Linked DNA regions of Mus musculus: region 2 is linked to region 1. A link is a loop called in an ENCODE intact Hi-C map of the cell type or tissue named here. Cell type or tissue: left cerebral cortex. All regions are shown on one strand. Links, peaks and the distances in the headings refer to the core of each region. The heading gives the core; the rest is flanking DNA.

Region 1 (10,970 bases), core at 1,560-9,559:
TATACACATGGTTGTATTCACAGGCAATGCAAGAACCCTAGAAAGCCCTCGGTATATGATGGCCACTGCAGAATCAATTATTTACATTCTCCAGAAGCTAAAGGTGCAGCCTGCAGATCATTTCACCATGATTTTCACAAGCTGCAATGCCACCTCAGCTGACACCTGTAGTGTCCCAATTCTCAGAACTTAGACTAAGTGTGACAACAGGGATAACACAACATTGGTTTAACGGGCAGCATAAACGAGAGGATAATCACAGTGAGGGTTTAGGGAACGGTAAAGTAGTTCAATGTAAGAAATAGATATAACTTCATCAGTAAGGAAGGCAACTGGAAAGAAGTGTTTTGACTCTAGACAACCATAAAAAGAAACCATGTACAACAGAGAAGATGAGGAGACTGTGGCTTGTGGTTAGAAGATGTGAGGGTATAGAAACTGCCAACTGCACAAGGCTAATAGGAGTAATATGCTGCCAAATATTACTCTTATGAGCTCTATTACTATCTGTATAGATCCCCCACCCAATTATCAGATTTAAAATGGTTGTCTAGAATTTCAATCTCAGTCATGATTGTCTTGATATCCAAAGCATAAACATCTTGCAAAGTATTGCCAAACCGCTGTCCATATGGAATTAAGAAGAGTGCTACATTGGGACACAGGAAGCAGAGTGAGCCAGTGAGTCTAAACATATTTGAGCCTCTAATCTGCATGGGTCCTCCTGGTCAGAGACCTGGAAGTGACAACCATAAAGAGGATAAAGAATATCCAGGACTGAATATCCAGACCCAACACTTTGAAGACAACTACAAGTATAGGAAGCAACAAAGCATCCAGGTATTTATGAAGCACAGTATGTAAAAGATAAAGCAGCTGACTCATAACATTCACTTATTATTTATTATTATTATTTTGCATCCCAAGTGCAGTTTCCCCAACCTTTTCTTCTAGAACCCCCTCACACCTAAAACCTGCACCTGAATCCACTCCTCTACAGTTTCTCGATCAGAAAAAGGCAAACCTCTCGTGAATATCAAATAAACATGGCATATCAAGTTGCAGTTAGTTGACAGTGACTACCTACCCTCATATGAGTATGAAGAATGGTACCGAAAAGTAGAAACAGAGTCTGAGATATACACTGTTTCCACTGCTGGGATTCCTACAATTAAAAAAAAAAACAACCTAAATACATCATTTATTCAGTTTGGTTTGTAGTTTTGAGACAAAGTCTCATCATGTGCCCTGCTGGCTTTGAATTTTTTTTTTGAAAAGATATTCTTTAATAAAGGCAGAGGAGTTAGAGGTATAAGATCCCAGACTTTATCCCCTTTTCTCATTTGCCCTTTGAACCCCCCTATCCCATACCCTTTCCCCTTGCCCACTAACCAACCCACTCCTGCTTCCCTATGCTGGCATTCCCCTACACTGTGTCATAGAGCCTTCACAAGACCAAGGGCCTCTCATCTCATTGATGTTGTACAAGGCCATCCTCTGGTACATTTGTGGCTAGAGCCTTGAGTCCCACAATGTGTACTCTTTGGTTGGTGGTTTAGTCCCTGGGAGCTCTGGAGGTACTGGTTAGTTCATATTGTTTTTCCTCCTATGATGTTGCAAACTCCATCAGCTCCTTGGGTCCTTTCTCTAGCTCCTGGATTCGGACCCTGTGCTCAGTCCAATGGATGCTATGAGCATCCACTTCTGTGCCAGACACTGTCATAGCCTCTCAGGTGATAACTATATTAGGCTCCTGTCACCACACACTTGTTAGCATCCACAATAGTGTCTGGGTTTGGGAATTGTATACGGGAATGGACCCATAGGTGGGACAGTCGCTAGATGACCTTTTCTTCAATTTCTTTGTCTCTATATCTCCTCCCATGGGTATTTTGAAACTACTTCTAAGAAGGACCGAAGTATCCACACTGTGGTCTTCCTTCATGTGGTATTGAGCTTCATGTGGTCTGTGTATTGTATCCTGAGTATTTGGAATTTCTGGGCTAATATCCAATTATCAATGAGTGTGTATAATGTGTGTTCTTTTGTGATTGGGTTACCTCACTCAGGATGATGTTTTCTAGTTCTGTCCATTTGCCTAAGAACTTTATGAAATCATTGTTTTTAATAGCTGAGTAGGACTCCATTATGTAAATGTACCACATTTTCTGTATCCATTCCTACATCTTATAGAGGCCTAATACACAATATATACAAAGAACTCAAAAAGTTAGGCTCCAGAGAACCAAATAACCCTATTACAAATGGGGTACATAGCTGAAGAAATAATTCTCAATTGAGGAATACCGAATGGCTGAGAAGCAACTAAATTACTGTTCAACATCCTTAGTCATCAGGGAAATGCAAATCAAAACAACCCTGAGATTCCACCTTACATAAGTCAGAATGGCTAAGATCAAAACCTCAGGTGACAGCAGATGCTGGGAAGGATGTGGAGAAAGAGGAACACTCCTCCATTGCTGGTCGAATTGCAAGCTGGTACAACCACTCTGGAAATGAGTATGGTGGTTCCTCAGAAAATTGGACATAGTAGTACCTGAGGACCCAGCTATACCACTCCTTGGCATATACCCAAAAGATGCTCCAACATGTAATAAGGACACATGTTCCACTATGTTCATAACAGCCTTATTTATAATATCCAGAAGCTGGAAAGAACCCAGAAGTCCTTCAACAGAGTCCTACAACTCTAAGCTACTCAACTAACATATATGTAGATGACCTAGGCCAGTCTCACATAGGCTCCTTGGTTGTCAAGTCAGTGTCTTTGAGTCCCTGTGAGCTCATTTTAGTGTGTTCTGTGGGTTTTCATGTGGTGGTGTCCTGGACACCTCTTGGTCCTGATCATGGATCCTTCCTCCACTTCTTCAGCATGATTTGCCAACATCCACTTGAGTGTGGCCTTGTAAATGAAATTGTCAATGTTCTTTATGTTTATTTTGTGGAATAATTTCAGGAATATTCTTTAAACATCTTGTAGGAATTCTGCGATAAAACCTTCTAGCCTTAGGTTTTTTGTTTGGGAGACTCATTGACTGCTTCCATTTCCTTAAGTGTTGTAGGTCTATTTATCTTGGTTATCTGATATTGGTTTAACTTTGTTAAGTATTATTTATCAAGAGATTAATCCATTTTTCTTTTACATTTTCCAATTTGTGGAGTACAGTGTTCTGAAATTCAGTAGAGAGTTTTTCCGTTTCCATGAAAAACTGCCTTACGCTGTCTCTGTTGTGCAAATCCAGCTTTAATTAGTAGTTGTCTGACAAGATAGAGGAGACTATTTCAATTTTCTTGTATCTGTTGAGAATTGCTTTAACTGAAAATGTGGTCAATATTGGAGAATGTTCTGTGAGATGCTGAGAAGAAGGTATATCATTTTGTGTTTGTGTGATTGTTTTTATATGTCTGTTATGTTCATTTAAGTCATGTTGTCTGTAATTCCATTATTTATTTGTTTAGTTTCTATGTCAATGAGAACATCATTGGTGAAATCCCACTATTATTGTGGAGGTTTTGATGTGTGACTTAAGCGTGAGTGATGTTTCCTTTTCAAACAGGGGTCACCTTTTCCTTTGATGAGTCTGAAGTGTTCTCCATCTCTCGTGACTAATTTTGGTTGGAAATCTACTTTGTTAGATATTTGAATGGCTACATCAGCTTGCTTCTTGGGTAATTTACTTAGAAAATCTTTTTTGAATTATTCTACAAGTAATTTTTATTTTTAATGTTGAGGTACTTTTTATGTAGTGGAAAGATGATTCATTTTTTTAAAATCCATTCTTATAGCCTTTGCTTGTTTATTGGGGAATTGTGTAGGTTGATAATGAGAGATATTTATGAGCAATGCTTAATAATTCTTGATATATTGTTGTTGTTGGTGTGTGTGTGTGTGTTGGGCATGCACATCTGTGTTTCTCTGCTTTCATTTGATACTCAAACTTTTTCCCTTTCAGCTTCTAACTTTATTTCTTTGTTCTCTACTTTTAACATAATGATTATTATATGATTTTTATGTGGTATGGTGACTTTTCCTTTCTGGTTCATATTATTTGGTGTTCTGTAAGCTTCTTTTACCTCTATAAGCATGTCTTTCTTTTGAATAGAAATTTTTTCTTTTATGATTTTTATGAAAATATTTTATTGGTTTTTGAATTGAGAATCTTCTTCTTCTATTCCTATTGTTCTCAGGTTTGATTTTTTTCAGAGTGTTTGAGATTTCCTGGCTGTTTTGTTTCTGAAACATGCTGAATTTAACATTTCCTTTGATCAATATATCAGTGTCTCCTGTCATAACTTCTACTCCTCATATTTTCTTTTCCACTTCCTGATGGTGATGCCTGTGTCTGAAATTACTATAAGCTAACCTAGATTTTCTATCACCGGGATTCCACTGGTTCATGCTTTCTTTATTATTTTTATTTCCATTTTCAGTTGTTGAACAGTTTTCATCATTTTCTTTACCTGTTTGTGTTTTTCTGAATTTCTTAAGGGATTTATTCATTTTTTGTTCAAGGGCCTCTGCCATTTTCATAATATTGGATTTAACGACTTTTTAGAAAATGTCATTTGTGTTTGAATATCCATGACTTGCTGTAGTATGATGCCAGGCTCTTGTGGTACAATATTGCCCTGGATGTTGTTGATTGTGTTCTTATGCTGGTCTGTACTCATCTGGGTTTATGATTATAAGTTTAAGTGCTGATTTCTGAGTTAGTTTGCTTGATGGATATTCTTTGGATGTTTTCCCCTCTTGATTTCTGTCTCCTGTCATGTTCTTAGGCCTGTGTAGACTCTGGTTCTGGTAACCAAAGAGTCTGGTAACCAGTAGAGTATCTTCATTGCGGTTTTGGAGGTCTGTTTGACCTCTGGTATATGGGGTGCCTGTGGTACTTCTGGGGTTCTGTGATTCTGAGAATTAGTATGATGTCTGAGGTTCTGTATACTGGTGTAACCTCTAGGCTCTAGGTACCAGCATAGTATCTTAGGTTCCTAGAACTGGCTTGACCTATTTCAGAACAGTTGTCTTCTGCTGGAGTTGTAGGCCAAGGTATGTAACCATGAGGAAGGGATGTTATTGGGGATAGCTGGAATGAATTAAGTAGTGTTAATGGGCAGAGGTAGTGTCTTACTGGTCTTCCTAGAAGTGACTTGGAATCTGATAAAGCAGGAGTCTTCTGCCAGAGATATCCACCTGAATATGGAGCGTCATATTTATTTTTAAGGTTTAGCATAACAATATCTGCTGGCCATCTCTGCCATCTTATGATCATTGATCAAAACAGCAGAATAGGGACTCATGTCTAATATTTTAACCAATGACTAATTGGAACTATGTGTCTTGATTTTATTTTCTTTTTGTTTTCACTTTAAGATGATCCTTTTTTTTAGACACAACCCTATTATTGACAAAACACTATTTCCCCATTATACATTAAAGTCTTTTAAGCTGTTTCATATTTGTTCAAATTGAAACTTCTTAGGTTTACTTTTAAAACTTTGTAAACTCATTTTCTTCAGTCAGCAAACTGTAAGTCTTTATAAGATCTTAAATCAAGATCTTCTGAGTTATTCTGTATTTTGAGGCACTATATACTTATATGTTTCATTTTCAGACACAAACTAGGTCAGAGAATTGAGTGATGAAGGAGAAGATACAAATTGTAATGAGTTATGTTAATTCAAAACCACTGAAAACATTGGACACAGAGATCCAGGTCAGAATAGTATTGATTTGTATTTGATCGATCGCAGGTCACAGATTTAAGAGGGGCAGAGGACCCTCTTGTTATTTCAATTTACTAGGTCAAAAGTATATCTTTTCTGAATTAACTGATATTTTTATTATGGGTAGTTTGTGATGAGTCATGTGTCTTCAATATTAGTCATTTGTAATCAGCAATACTTATAGAGAGTTCTAATACTGAACTCTTGTTTTTATCTTAACTTCTATGTAGCATCTCTCTTATGCCATATCTTTGAGTATTCTTCAAAAATTCTGAAATTTCTACTTGACTTTCTTATTTTTTGTACCATATTCTATATTTAATTAGGTGTTTTAATCAAGATTTTTATAAAAGCAAAACTTGTGGATAACATCACTTTTCTGGACATTTTAGATTGTACATATTTCACTTAAAGGTATATTAACCTGGATACATTTTGTGTGTATAGTATTGTGTGTTGATACATTATATAGCAAGCGTGAAATTGTAAGGACCTTCCCACAGTTGTATAAATGTCTTTGCATGGGCATATATGTGAATCTGGAGGCTAATTTTCAAAGAAAACTACAGTCAGATAAATAAGATGAGAAATTGAATAGGTTCATTCCAGAAAAAAAAAAAAACACTAGGTATAAAACACCACATGATGAGTCTTTGCAGAGAGAGCCACCTACTCGCGAGCGTGGGTATGTTGCTGAATGACACTTCAATGGAAAAAGGGAGAGATCCTATTTGTGTTTAACTTTAGTTAAAAACAGCAGTAAAGCTGTGTGCCTAATATAGAAATTCTCTCAGAAGATCTGGAACATTTTATGGAAAAAATAAAGGAACAAAATCTAAAAAAAAAAAAAAATATTACATCAATGAATGGTCTGTCCTGGTTGTACTTGTAAGGGGGAAAATGAATGAGATTTATGTTTGTAGTGATGTTGTGAGAGTACAAATGAGTCCTTAAATATTGACAACTCACTGCACAAAATTTGTTTCTAAAACTGAAAGCCATCAAAATCAATTTACTGGCTCTTCATGTATTTTTATAGTTTGTCTCGCGCTTCAAATATTTTAAAACATCATGAAAAGTGAACAGTTAATTCTGCAACAATGCTCCTGACTGTATTTTGTCATTTGGAGCAATTCTTCCACAAATCTTACTATTTTGAAATTAGTCATGGACTGCTATTTTGTATCCTAGCTGCTTTGTAATTCTACATTTCTAAACCATTGAATTCAACAGTCTCTGGAATATTTGCTTTATCATTAGTTTTCATTTCTTTTACCAATAAAGATGGATAGATAATGTTACTACCTCTCCTACATTCATAAGCACTGCAAAAGCAGAAGTAGAAAGTAAAAAACCACAACAAATTATTAAATATGGTTTTATGCAATTTGAAAGTCTTCAGGTGGAAAGTTCAAAGATATGTAAGAAACTTCGTTTGTGCTTAACTGAAATAAGACAGGACATCCATACAGAATGTAAATGGACATAATTTGTATGACTTTAGACTAGAGAGGGCACTCAGAAATGTGTGTTTAGATACCTCCTCAACCTTCAACTAAAATTATTACTCTTCTTGGTTATAAAGTAGAACCCATCTGGAACGAAATGCTCATAAGATTTTGGGCACCAAAGAAAGGCAAGGAAATATTATAATTTCTGTTTTTAATGATGACTTGACTGATTGTACTGTTACACTTTTTCCTAGGGAAAATAAGTTTTCTCTAATGGACTGTCACTGGGTATATTAACTATACTCCTGAGAAGATCCCATGCCCAGGACTGGCTGGTCAACCCAAAACTGACTCCATGTAATTGGAGGAACTTATTGTATTGTTTTGTTTTGGGATTTTTGCCCTTTTGTTTGTTTGTTTTGATTTTTACTTTAATGTGGCTGTGGACTTTTGAAAGAGAGAGAGAGAATAAAATTGGCTGATGACTTTCCAAACAGAATGATAAAGTGTTAAATATTCAATATAATTTTCTGAGGATCGGGAGTACTCTATTGTAAATTTCCTCTAAATTACAAATATTGTCTTAATTCATCACTAAAAGCTTATTGATACATTTTATGTTAGCCAACAAGTGACCTTGAATTTCCTTCTTATTATTAGAGAGAAATGGTATGTTGGATACTTTTTTTTTTTTACTGTGTCAGAATGAAAGAGCCATATGGAAGAAAGGGTTTACTTTAGTGTTCATTTCCAAAGGCTACAGCTAGAATGGCTGGGAAGGCATGTTATAACATAACAGTAAGAGTAGAAAGGAGAGAAATCACCGTTTGCCTCACACAGGAAGTACAGAAAGAAAGAAGAGTTAAAGAACTCTATAAATACCCAAAGCCCATGCCCAGTGTCCTACAACCTACAAGAAAGCTCTAACTGCCAAGTATTCCATAACCTTCCAAGCAGCTCTAGCAACTGGGAACAAATGATCAAATTGTAAAAGGGTCTTGCACTTGCCAGATGTAATTGTTGTAGGCAGAATACTGAATAATCTCACCTGTTCTAGTTCTTTCTGAACTCTGGCTGGCTGATTCAATTTATCTGTTCTGGCTCAAAAACCTTCTCCTTCTCTTGAATGGTTCAAACTGGCTCCTCTTGGCTTCTGACTTAACTGCTCTGCTCAAACCTTACTGCTGTGAATTGAACTCAACTGAATTCTATCCATTGCCTGAATTCAACTGAACTTGACTTCAACCCCTACTGCATCCACTGAACTAACTCTCTCTCTCTCTCTCTCTCTCTCTCTCTCTCTCTCTCTCTCTCTCTCTCTCTCTCTCTCCTATTTTAAGTAGTCTCTCTACTTTTTTCCTTTTTCTGAGCTGTTCTCCTGGGAGTTGGGCATATCCTATATCAGATTCATGCTGCCGAATCTTTCTCTGTCTCATCACTTTGCCTGACACTCAACTAGAAGTCACTTTCAAATATGGCTGCTTCCTTCAACAAACTAACTTTACCATCATTGTTAGGTATTAAAGGTGTGTATATTAAATGTGTGTCTGTATCTCGCCTAGGCCATACAGTAATTCTGGGTGTCCCCACATTCTGGCAGGGTCATATCTTTAGATGTGATCATTTGGCAGACCAGTCATATTACTGGATTAAAGTTCCTCTACATCAAATTCATGGGCTTTTTTGAGGTGGATGTGGCTATTTCACACCATCACAGATGTTATGCCAATGACAATTTAAATTACTTAAATAAACTCATTTCTTTTGTCAAATCTTGGGAACCTAGTTTTATAAGATCAAGCCATCAGCACCACATGTTCCGCTTATAGCTTTCTTTGTAGTTGCAGACAAATATAATCTTCTTGTGTTTTCATATGAACAGAGAAAAGCAAACTCTCTTGTTTTTCCAGATCACATTTCCTAAATCACATCACCCAAGTTTACATTTTAACAAAATATTTCATTGTTATGTGTTGAGTGGGGAACTAGAAAATCAGTATTTCTTCTAGTAATTCTCCTGAGGTGTTTAGAATTTGGAAATGTTTTTCTATTTTGGTGGGTAAGATTTTCATATTTTGTGATATACCATTAATATATCTTCACTTACTTTATGCACTGAAAATTCCAGTAAGGTCAGAGTTCCATAATAGGCATTGCAATTGCCGATATTAAACTTGGATTCATAATATTCTCTTAGAAGTTTATCTCATAAACTGGACAAAGTTAAGTTAAAAATAGAGTTTATAACAGCTGCCCATACAAGTATAGCTGGAGGATTTTGAGGCTTATCAGCACATGTCAGAAAGATGTTGGGATTTTACTTGCGGGAAGTCTCAATATTAGTCAATAATATGATGTGATTGCCAAAGTACAAATGGAATTTTAAGGTACTTTAGTCAGCATAAAACTTTTAAAATGAAGGAGTTAAAAGCCATTCTGTAAGCTGTGTCTAACAACAAAATAGAGTTATAAAAATACTATGAGCTAAATTTCGTAAGTACTACATATAAGTTAATTTTTGATAGCTTCTAATTAATGGTACACATAACTTTGCAACCATGACATATTCAAGTATGTTCACCATGATAATTAAAGATGCATTTACTTCATGTTGTCTTCTGGACAAGATTTGTTCTGTAGTTTGAGGCACCAAGAGTATCATGAATCTCAGATGTTAGCTGTTTTACTGAAAGTCAAAATATTACACTCGAGGTAGAAAGTAAAGGAAAAAGGTGAAGTAAAAATGAATATTATCTCCTCATATCTCTACAGGAGATAGATAGAGTGTTTTTCTTAGCCATATATATAATTCAATGCCCTTGCCTTCTATTTAATGTAAGTTCACCCAGTAGAATTTGAAACCAAAGGGGTATGTGTGTGTATATATATATTGTATACTAGAAACAATTACTGTGAAGAATGCTATTTCAAATGCAGAGTGTACAATAGATTTTGTTGTTGCAGGAAGTGGAAGCAGTCGATAAAGACTCACCTGAACTTTATCTGTATTTATTAATAGACACAGGGTATATGGAAAATATGTTATACTGACAAAATGGAAAAATGTAAAAAGGGACCTATTGACAGAATTAAAAATAATTTGTACGGTATTGTGGCCATATGTATAAGTACTGGAGAATATTAGAATATGTATAGAACATAAAATATAATAATTTATGATAAAAATAATTTGTGGTTATTTATTAACCATTCGCCAAGTATTTTCTGAGTGTGTGTGGCATTCAGATCTTATAGGAACTGCGGATACAGGATCAGTTTCTACTAATTACTAACTCAGGAGGATGCATTAAAAACAAATACAATATTTTAGCATATTATTTTTATGTTAGAACTTCTAGTTAAATGTAAAAAATACATCCTCAGATATGCATGAAAGTTGTTTAGAGTTTTGTGCAGTTGTTGCCTGCAGTGTGCGTATGCACATCTGGATGCTTTTACATGCTTATTTGGGTTTTAACTTGTTTACTATAAATATATATATATATAACTAGTGACCTATCACTGTTGTTTACCGACTGTGCATACTAAGAGAAGTTGAATAGGATATAGCTCGTGCCCTTTAGGATGACTAAGCAAGAAACACCTATTCTTAAAGAACATATATGACATTCAATGTCCTTTTTGCGTATAGCACAAAACATTAAGAAACACCAGTTTTTAAAGCATGCATATGAAAGGCTATCAAATAATGTTGTTGTGGGATGTCAGTTTAAATAATTAGAGCCAAGTTGCTGTGGATGCAGGGGGTTGGCC
Region 2 (10,970 bases), core at 944-8,943, 110 kb before region 1:
TCTCTCTCTCTCTCTCTCTCTCTCTCTCTCTCTCTCTCTCTCTCTCTCTCTCTCTCTCTCTCCTTCTCTCTCTCTCTCTCTCTCTCTCTCTCTCTCTCTGTGTGTGTGTGTGTGTGTGTGTGTTTTCATCTTTATTTTCAAATTAAAAACATATGAGTGTTTCTACTTCATGTAGCTTTTTGTTTGATTGTTTATTTGTATGTTTTAGAAAATTATTCCGGTATTCCATTCCCAAGATAAGGATATGGTCGTTTATTTTTCCCTTTCTCCTTCCCTCTCTGGCCCAACTCTCTCTCTCTCTCTCTCTCTCTCTCTGACTTTGACTTAGTCTCAAATCTCAAACAAAGTTACTTCTTAGCTCTTAAATTTGTGATTTTTCTGCCTTAGTCACCTTAAGTACACAGAATTCCAAACCCATACTGTAGCCAGCTAATGTAAATTATTACTGATATTTTGATGTGACTTTAACAATTCTTTTCAGATGGACAGCACATCATTTACTTTCCTTATTGCAGGGATAACATGGCCGACATATGCAACTAAGGGAGGGGGAACTTATTTCTGCCCACATTTTGTCACAGTACATCATGATGGGGAAGAGTATGCAACAGGTGTGTGATACAGCTAGTCACATTATCTACAGTGAGCAAGCAGACACACAGGACACTAGGGTTCTTAGTCAGTTCAGAATGAGACCCCATAAAATGATGCTTCCCACAATAAAGTTTGGTCTTTACATTTCGGGACATTGGAATCCACCTCCCAAGTACACCTAGATGTTTTTCTCCTGCATGATTCTAAATCCTGTGGTGGAAGTCAAAATTATAATCACAGATGATCAGAATTTTTGTTTAAATTTTTTATTCATCTTCCTGCTTTATCTTAAATCTTTAATTTATTAGTATGTCCACTAAAATTGGTTTAAATTTTTCTGTTGGGTTTTTGTGCATAAGAAATTATATAGTGAAATTCACTAGTTTTACTGAATGTCTATTGACAAATGTTTCTAAGTATCATATAATTTTACACTTCTGGGAATACAGGATTTTTCTCTTTTGTAGTGAAAAAGGTGTGTTAACAATAACTAGCTCATATTTTAAGGGCTGAATAATTAATAATTACACATTGTTTAAAATAATACATGGCACAGAGTGTGTGTTGATTACGTGTTTTGTGTTGTTGTAGTTGCTATTCCGGTAATCAGGAAGCTTGTTTTGAATATGGATCTCGATAAATATTGAAATAATAAACTTAAATTATGTCATCCATGTCACAGAGTTATCTGAAGAAATAACAAGTTCATTGAAAAGGCAAATCATAATTACATACTTCATGATGCCAGTGACCCAAAAATGAGTTTTTGTATTATTTTGTTCACTTTGGTCCATGAAAAAGAATGGAATTCAAATCAGTAAGAAGTCACCATTTTGCAATAGCCTGAAGAGTAGAAATCTTGAACTGTTTTGTCCCTTTGCAGTCTCTCTCTCTCTCTCTCTCTCTCTCTCTCTCTCTCTCTCTCTCTCTCTCTCTCAATCTCTTTCTCTCTCTCTCAATCTCTTTCTCTCTCTCTCAATCTCTCTCTCTCTCTTTCTCTCTGTATGTTTGTGGGTATGTTGGCCTCTGCCTCTGTCTGTGTCTCTCTGTACCTCTTTCTTTATTTTCCCTTCTACATTCAACCCTCTTTCTCTCCCTCCATCCTTTGGAATTCTACAAGATACTGATGATTTATGCATGAATTTTAATTTTTGCCTCTGTTCTAATGTATTTTGTAAATGTAATTAACTGAACTTCTGTGCCCTAGAGTGCCCCATCTACTTCCTTGTGTTCTAACATGCTTTGTCTACCTTCTCTCTGCCCTCTTTCTCTGTGCTGTTTGTGCCTTCCTTATCCTTATGTTGCTTTTTATTCTGGGGTTCCAGTGAGATGAAGCAAAAAGAAGCCAGAGATATTTGCATGGCACTTATTTGGCACACATTTATGGATGAAGCACTGTCACAATTTTTTCCCTTTTTTTAAAAGATGAACTGAGCAACCAAGATGGAAATTAATGTTCCCATTTTCTTTCACTTGTAAACTATTCCTAAGAATATTTTTAAAATTTCATTTTCTTATTATTATGTTTTTATTCCTCGAGTGCTTTCCTGCTGCCAGAAGCTTTGTTGATGTAGGGAAGTCAATATCACATAGGATCCTTGCCCTTTTTTGGATTGTGGGACAAGATCTCTATGCTACATTCTCTATGCCTTTCCAGGCTCTTATAAAACTGCTTATTGTTGTATCCATATGGATGGTACCATATGGGCATCTGCTGCACATCCCATTCATCCTGTTTAAAATGGGACTATCTTCTGTTTGCTTGTGAACTTGTCTTAGAAGAAAGCAGAGCTGCCTCTTGTAACCAGAACCATTGAATTTTCTTGTGATCTCCTTCCTCTACCTACACAAAAGGGTTTTTCTATTAATATAAACTCACCATCTCTTCTACACACACACACACACACACACACACACACACACACACACACACACACACACACATTTTTTAATGGTTTCCTACATAAATTGCAGTGGTTCCATTCTAATTGAACTTGTATGATCTTTGAACCTATGATTTTTGATGTTGTTGTGGTTGTGGTTGCCGCTACAGTGATCTCTTGTAATGCAAATATGATCCTTCAGGGGGGGGGAAAGACTTTCCATAACTTTTCATTTATCCTTCAAATAACCTCCCTAAAGCTTAACTGGGCTTAGAAGGTGATTTAAGAGTTGACCCTGGCAGACCTTAGACCTTCCTTTCTAAGTTCTTCCAGCCCATTAACCTCCCATTTTTCTCTTAGCCTGAGGGCATGTATTTCCCCTGCCTGACATCACCTTCTCCTGACTTTCTTTAACCCTGTTTTAAAAGGCTAACTGGTGCTCTCACCTTCATGTCATTTATTCAGATGTCACCATTGACCCTTCCTACTGGGCCACCAGGCTATATATAGTATACTCTTTCTTGCAATTTAACTTCTGCATGCATGTTAGACATTGTTTTAGCATATAAAAGAACCACATAATAATTTTTAGAAATTAAAGTCTAAGTCAAAAGTAGAAGAGTTGGTGGCTTAGTTCCATCTGTCATGGTTACATAACCTTAATCCTGTTACATAAATTGTTTGAGGATGGTTGTTGTCATCTATAATACATAAACAATACTACCAAGTGTACAAATACTTTCAGAGGACAATAGTGTGATTACATTAGGTAGTAATAATGTAAAAGAGTATCAAAATTCCTGGAATGTATAGAATAACACATTAGACATTGTACTTTTATCTGAATATTTCTCAACATAAAAGCTTTAATATTCTCATTAGTTGAGTTGTCTTATCTCTGCAGTAATCACTGAAATATGTGACTGACTGAAAATGAATGACAACTTAATAGATAGATTATGTATAATTATATTCATATATATGGAAAGAAAACAAGAAAGAGAGAAGGAAGAGAGAGGAAAAGAAGGAGAGGAAAGGCAGAGGGAGAGGAAGAGTGAGAGGGAGAGGGGGAGGAATAAGATAGAGAAGCCAAAATATAAAGACAGCGTTGGTTTACCATTTTATAAAAACTAGCCAGATTTGCTTGAGCTTTGTTTTTCCTTTTTTTTTTTCATCTCTTTCTTCCTTTCTTTTCTTTTAATACTTAATGTTTTGCTAAAGAATTTTTAGGTGACCTTTCTATAATATGACTTCCCCTCCCCCCAACAACTTTATGGGAAAAAAAGCACAAGTTTTTCTTATAGACCACACAGACTCCCCTTCCCCAAAGGCATGGGGAATCAACTCTAACTTCAAACTAGCCTTGCTGATTCACATTTTCTGGTTATAACAAAATATCAGAGGTGAGGGATTTTACAGACAAAACTAACCTAGTTCATAATGCTTTCATTAGAGGATCTTATTACATGTGTATGTCTTGGTGCCTTCATGTACTCTACCTGTGGGTGGTCAGTGCTCAGTGGCCCAAAGAATTACTGGCCATGGTGAACTTCCTGGTATCGGTGTAGAGAAATCAATCCAGTCCTTTCCAAGAGGACTCTCATTTTCCCTGGAGGTACCTTTCCTTATTCTCACATGTTTGAAGACCTTAAAGGAACCATCTGCTATGCTCTACTTAAGACTCTAGGCCTGTTTTAGTCTACTCTTCCTAATTCTTCTAACCTTGTTACACTTATTTCTGACACTTCTATATTTATTGATGTAGCTATAGAAATTATCCTAATGGCATTCTCTTATCTCATTATTCATTTCTTTAAAAAAATCAACAATAATGAGCAATAAAAAAAAACATGTAGAGTTCAGTGTTTTCAAGGAAGAATGGCTGACTTTGTAGATGGTGGGGGTGTGGCTGTTCTACACCATGGCTTCAGATGGCTGGCAAACATGACCACAGGGAGACAGGAAGCCAAGAAGCACGGGTGTGGCAGTCTTACACACCATTCTCTTCCAAACCAAGCATTGCCAAAAGTGTGCTGACTTTCTCAGAAGTTTCAACTGGCTGAGTCACCTCTACTCACATTGTCAAAGTGGAACCCAAATTTCCTACACATGACAATTAAAGAGACAAAACCTCTTAAACCACACACACATTCCCTTTCCAGGTCTTTCTTTGACATATTCTGATAAATACATTAGCCCAAATTCTGCAATGTTAGGTGTTCTCATGCTGAATTTATTATGGGGCAGGAGGTGTAAGATTATATTTAAGGAATCTCTCAACATTTTGTTGGCACAGCCTGATTGCTTCTGATACTGCATCTTCATTTATAGTCATTAATACAATTCAAACCTCAAAGCAAAAGAATAGGTTTTCTAATCCCCCAGTGATCAATAGCTATGGCTTGTGAGCTGTTAGTTGTACTTTTTATTACTAACTCTTGACATGTTTGTATATGCTGAAGATTTCAATTAAAAGAGTCAGCAGGGTGATATTGAATCAATACTTGTTGTTTTGTATCTGGGGGAGAAAAACAATATGAAATATGGAAATCTGAGGTATGTAAATGCCCCTGGCTCTGCTGTGAGACATAGCCTCCTGCTTGTCAGACAGACATGATTTTTAGAGCAGAGAATTTGCTGGCTTAAAGTAGACAACTTGCCAGTTTCATTAGTTTGTATCTGATGCTAGACAGAGTCGCTGTTCAGATCATTAAAACACCATCCTAAGCTTCCGTTAAGTTTGAGCCAAACGACAGCATATTTTAGAACGACTTTGTGCAATTCCAGTGTGTAACTTCCTGCTGCTTATAGATGAGTAAACTTGTGATAACTTTACTATAAACTGATCTCTTTTCACTCTGCCTTTGTTTCTTTTAATTTCCATTAGCTTGTCAGTAGCATTATCTTCAGGGGGTTGTATAGACACACAGTAGAGAACAACCTGAAAGGGATTAACTCTTAGCAATACCAATGTCTGAAGTACCAACATGATGGGGATTGTATGGATAGGGTCATTAACTTTGATTCTTGTAAAATTGTTTTTCTTTTCTTTCTTTTCTTTTCTTTCTTTCTGTCTTTTTTTCTTTTTTCTTTTTTCTTTTTCTTTTTTTTTTTTTTGCTTTGTTTTGTTGTTTTGTTTTTCTCTCCCCACTGCTAAAGACTGTGGGAGATTAAACAGAAAGAAGAACAAATTGCTTAGATTCATATAAGGATTACTGTAGGATAAACACTGTCAGATCATGGGGTACCTCTTGAAACAAAAATTAGGATGTGAAATCCATCTACAAAGAGCAATTCTCTAGTGAAGAAAATAATGTTTTCTTTTTTACCTGCAAGGATTTTCATTATTTTACAGTGTATTGTGCACTACACATCGTTTCAGCCAGGGATTCAGGAGAAAATGCAGGAAAGCTTGTGACAAACATTTAAGGTCAACTAGATAACATTTTCCTTCTCTGTGACTCCCGCTGAATTCACTATTGTTCATTCTGAAGCCATTGTTCTCTGAAGACAAGAAGATGAACAAACACTAACTGTCGGAGAGCTTGTCCTGTCTATCTGTGGAATTTTTAGCTGCATGCTGTTCTTCTGAAGATAGTAGGGAATATATTTATGTTTATGTATTCTCTTTCCTGAACATATATTTCTGTACAGGCTCAGATTTAAATTTCTTAAATTGCCACTGTACTAGAATTTCTCAAATTGGAAGTTTTTCCTTAGACTGGGACAGTGAATATTTTTGTTTGAAAAATTAACCCTGAAGAATAGACGAGTGCATCCCATAAGCTACCAGGGAACACTAGGCTCCTTTTTTTTTTTTTAAAAAAAGCATGTTTTTGTGGTTGTTTGCTTGATGTCTGAAAAAGGATTTCACTATGTAGCCCTGGTTGGTTTGGAATTTGTAACATAGACTAAGAAATATGCTGCCTCTGCCTCTTAAGTACCAGCATTGCAGGTGGATGCCCTAGCTCCTGCCTAGTTTTCATAATGACCTCAGGCAATGATTCCTAAAATAAAGGTATCATTGAAAAAGGGACGCCTGAGCTCATGGCCTTCTCTTATACAAGTGAAGAGACAACTAATTTTGCTTCTTGAGATAGCTCTATTGTTTTCTAAACAGGGGAACCAGAATGCTTTCCCATATGAGGTATAATGCATGTGTTGTTTAGAATTTTTTGTTGGTGGTAGGTTTGGGGGTTTTTCTTTTTGTTTGTTTCTTTCTTTGTTTGTTTTTGTTTTAATTTCATGAAAGCTAGGGATATCTGGGAAGTGGGAACCTTGGAACCTCACATGAAAGAATGTCCCTATCAGATTGGCCTATAGGCATGTCTTTGGGACATTTATTTTGTTTTGATTGATTTATTGGCTATTGTTGTCTGTGAGTGTGTCCAATCTAGTGTGGGCAGTGTTACTCTGCAAGCCGTTGGGAGCTTTCCAGTAACCCATGTTCCTAAGTGGCCTTACTTCATTTGAATACTCTAGTCCCTAGCATGTCTTTTCTCAGTAATGAACTATTACACTATGAGATAAAATAAATCCCGTTTCCACAATTTGTTTTTGGTCACTGTAGTTTGGCAAAGCAATGGAAAGCAAAAAAAGACATTTTAGAAGCTGGTCTCTTCATTTTCTCTCATTTAAACATTACTCTTTTTAGTCACTTTGTTTATCAATCTATACCCATAAAACATTGTCTGCAATTGTATTAATGTCAGGTATAATATTCTGTCCATAACAATGTGCTGGTATCTGTACTAAGATTATTTTTTAATATTCATTCTCATGTCTTAAGCACAAAGAGCAGTATATTTTAGAACACAACTTTCCTTAAACAAATACTGATTAAGTAATGTTGAAGTTCAGTATAGACAATTTTTAATTTCAAACTATCAGATATATCTGGTTACAAAAATACATACATTTAACAAGTAATTTAATATTCCCTGGTGGTTACAAGTTTGACCTCCTAGGGCTCAAAGAACAAGGCAGCACAATAAATATTGAAGTGTTTCCAAATGGCAAAGTCTTCCAGCAGTTTTATTTACAACTCTAACCATGAGGGGTCCCTCTGTTTGCCTGTCAGTATAACAGAACTGATCCTACAGAAAAATTCAGCTCTAGAGAAGGGAATATGAATAACTTCAGTGTGCAGAAACTATGGGAGTCACTGAGTGGGGAATCTCTATAAATAAGCGCAGGTCCTACTCCTAAGGTTCACACAAACCTATGGAGAAAAGGTAGGCTTTCGTGATCTTCCTGTGCAAGCCAAATAGCTTTGGAGTGGCAAGCCTTGCATCCAGCATAGCTCCATTCAGCTCACAAATGCTCAAGCCATCCTTCTATCCCATCCATGGTTATTTTTGTTTTCCCGTGCAGTCTGATTTTTGTTCTTGGCCTCTTTCCTCCAAGGCTGAGAATATACATCTGTGTGGGAGTTGATGCCCTGATTCACTGCACAACTCCACGAAAAACAAACAGAAGGGCCAGGCTGCCTGCTAATCCGTCTCAGCAGCACTGCCTTGCTCCCCTGCCTTCCTGACAGTGTCACTTCAGGCTCTGAGCATATGGGCAAGGGCTTTCTGCACAGCCACTTATGGCCTATATCTGAAATTTACTGTACCTTCTTGCAAAATGCAGCGTTTGTTAACCACACGAGAAATCGATGGATTTACGGATGGAGAAATGTACAGCCAGGCCTGCCACGAAGCCCCTGTTTGCACGCCACACTCTGTTGCTAGGTTTGGAACGAGGAGCTCTGCTGTTAGACTCCACCAGATGAACAAATGTCTGAATCTCTTTGAAATGAATGAGTTATGGAGATCTCTCTTAAAGATCATTCACTTTCATTTCTCATGCATCCTAAGCCGCAGTTTTGAGGTTAAGACCTTGGTATAAAGCATGCACGCAGTGACAGAGGTTGCTTGGCAGGGTTTCTATCAAAACACCCCAAACCTCCTCTTCTTGGGGGAAACAATTACTGAGAGAGAGAGAGAGAGAGAGAGAGAGAGAGAGAGAGAGAGAGAGAGAGAGAGAGAGAGAGAGAGAAGGAAGGAAGGAAGGAAGGAAGGAAGGAAAGAGAGAGAGAAAAAGAAAGAAAGAAAGAAAGAAAGAAAGAAAGAAAGAAAGAAAGAAAGAAAGAAAGAAAGAAAGAAAGAAAGAAAGAAAGAAAGAAAGAAAGAAAGAAAGAAAGAAAGGAAGGAAGGAAGGAAGGAAGGAAGGAAGGAAGGAAGGAAGGAAGGAAGGAAGGAAGGAAGGAAGGAAGGAAGGAAAGAGAGAGAGAGAAAAAGAAAGAAAGAAAGAAAGAAAGAAAGAAAGAAAGAAAGAAAGAAAGAAAGAAAGAAAGAAAGAAGGAAAGAAAGAAGGAAAGAAAGAAAAGTATGGCTCCCAACCCCGCAAATACTTTACGTAGAATGGAAACTGCTAACAGGTTTTTCAGGACTTGTAGGGAAGTAGTCTTAAATTATTAATCCAAGTAGATCCTTAAATTAACCTTCCAGTTTAACATTAGCATTAGCATTACATTTCCCTATGCAAGATGGGTTATTTTTTTTTAAGTCACGAGACCTGGCTTTTGGTGTAAGTGGCATATTTTAAACCCTGAGAGCTCATGTCGGGCTGTTCGATTCCATTTTTCTTGGAATGACAACATGCATCCTAACCAATACATTTACTTTTACTGAAAAACTTTGCATGCACCCCCACTCCCCGGGATGTTATCTCTGACAATGCATCCTGAATGTCTCCCAGTGAAATTTTGAATGGGAATTGATAGGCAGCAGGGTTGAGGTAGAAATAGAACACTCATAGAGATCTCCTGGATGTCAATTTCCAGAGAACAGAAGGAGGGAGAGTCCTTTGTACATAACCATATATTTTGCATAACTTAACCTTTAAAGTGTTGTGTGATTTATTTATATATGAGAAATCAAAGAGAAAATGCCACTCTTTTTATTGCAGATGTCATTCTGGTTAAGGCTATAATTAGAAATACACAGCATGAGCGATTGGAGACTCTTTGCTTCTTACTTGGGTGGGGTTCCTGGAGGGTAAGAGTGGTACATGCCCTTCAGCAGGTGGTGCTTACTATGCAGTTCCAGGGCTTAATCTCAGTGGATAATGTGAGTGTATTGAGTAGCCATTCAAATGGGAACCAAGAAATCTGAATACTGCTAGGTTTGTCTAAGCTGCAATCCATAAGCACGTCCATTAAAGAATAGTTACGAATTTGGAAGTCAAATACAAATGCACAAACTTACATAAAACATCACAAGAAGAGAAAGAGTGAGAAGCAGAGAGAGAAGCAGAGAGAGAAAGAGTGATAATTTGGAACATGTTTATATTTTTTCTTGACTGTGACCTTTGTAGATGATAATGTCACATCAGAATGCCAAAAGGTTGGATGTAGAGGAAAGATGATTTTCACACTAGAGTCACTCAAAGGGCATGGATAGCCTAAGACAGATCCTCCCACATGATTCCATGCGAGCAGTTTCTATAAAAGATATATCATAGCTCATGTCTTTCTTTAGGTTCCCAAGCAACCAGGTGGTGCACACATATATTGGAAAGGAATACATCCTATCAATATAATTGTTAGACAGTAGGAAAATGATCTATTAGCAGTTAGGTTTTATTGCTACCTTTGATGGTTGTTTATTCAGCCAAATAATACTTTTATGGTTTCACTCCCATTTGGACAATTCCTGTAGTGTTTTATTTGTTGCTGTTATGCATATGCATATATTTCGAGTGTTATCTTTCCTACCACTTCAACTTAATACATGGAGATCAAATGACTCAACCAAACACAGTGAAATAAAAACATTGCTTCAGTAGATTGTCCCTAGTGAAAAAAAGTAAAAAGAAATAAATTACAGAATCTCAGTTCCTTGGCAAACTAAAGCACCTAGCAAAGCCACAGTGCTTGCCAACATAGTGATCTGTAAATTGATCCATGTGAACTTGACTTTAACAGTGCATCCAATGCTTTTTAGACTTATTCTGTGATACCAGTATTACAATCTAAGTTTTATCAGCTCATCTGAACAGAAGTTCTATTTGATATAGGCAAGGTTTGTTAGTCTGTTCTTATCTGTGAATCTAAGAGCATCTCCTAAGCAGCATTATCTAAAGGATTTTTAGTGTATTTTGAGTACAAAATCCATTAGCAGCCCACACTGAAGGCTAATTGCTGGAGTACAATCTTGGCACCATTTTTATAGATGTTAGTGAAGCCCACATAGCTAAAGGGTGCATTATCTTGTTCTCAGAGAATTTTGTTCTTAACCTAATAAAATGGAATGAACAACAGCACAAGCCATTGGTCATTGATAAAAGTAAAATCAACTGAAATGAAGATCGTCTTTTATTAGCTCTGATGGGTCTTGGGCTTGTAGTTAGGGTTGCTTAGATGAGCCAAAGAACTTCGTTGACCATTCTTTTTTTTTTTTTTTTTTTTTTTAACTGTTAGAATTCTGCCATTATCATTTAGGAAGA

The links. Hi-C counts contacts between places; a loop is a spot of excess contacts. Peaks named below come from ENCODE experiments on the same cell type or tissue, not always from the same donor. Only the 100,000 strongest peaks of a DNase experiment are listed, where the experiment ranks them.
Region 2: it touches region 1 in a loop (2.5-fold over the local background); 2 of 42 quality-filtered maps call a loop at or near these places.

The regions. Positions count from the first base shown.
Region 1 is chr14:93,603,219-93,614,188 of GRCm38, reverse strand. The region is part of intron 2 of Pcdh9 (protocadherin 9); the gene reads left to right. Among named protein-coding and RNA genes, the nearest start is that of Pcdh9, 280 kb to the left of the region's middle. In left cerebral cortex, for the core only: no CTCF peak of the experiment used is centred there; a DNase peak (open chromatin) is centred at 6,428; H3K27ac peaks cover 992 bases.
Region 2 is chr14:93,710,729-93,721,698 of GRCm38, reverse strand. All of the region lies in intron 2 of Pcdh9 (protocadherin 9), which reads left to right. Among named protein-coding and RNA genes, the nearest start is that of Pcdh9, 170 kb to the left of the region's middle. In left cerebral cortex, for the core only: CTCF peaks have their summits at 5,899 and 8,038; DNase peaks (open chromatin) are centred at 2,290, 4,536, 5,940, 7,903 and 1 more place; H3K4me3 peaks cover 198 bases; H3K27ac peaks cover 6,184 bases.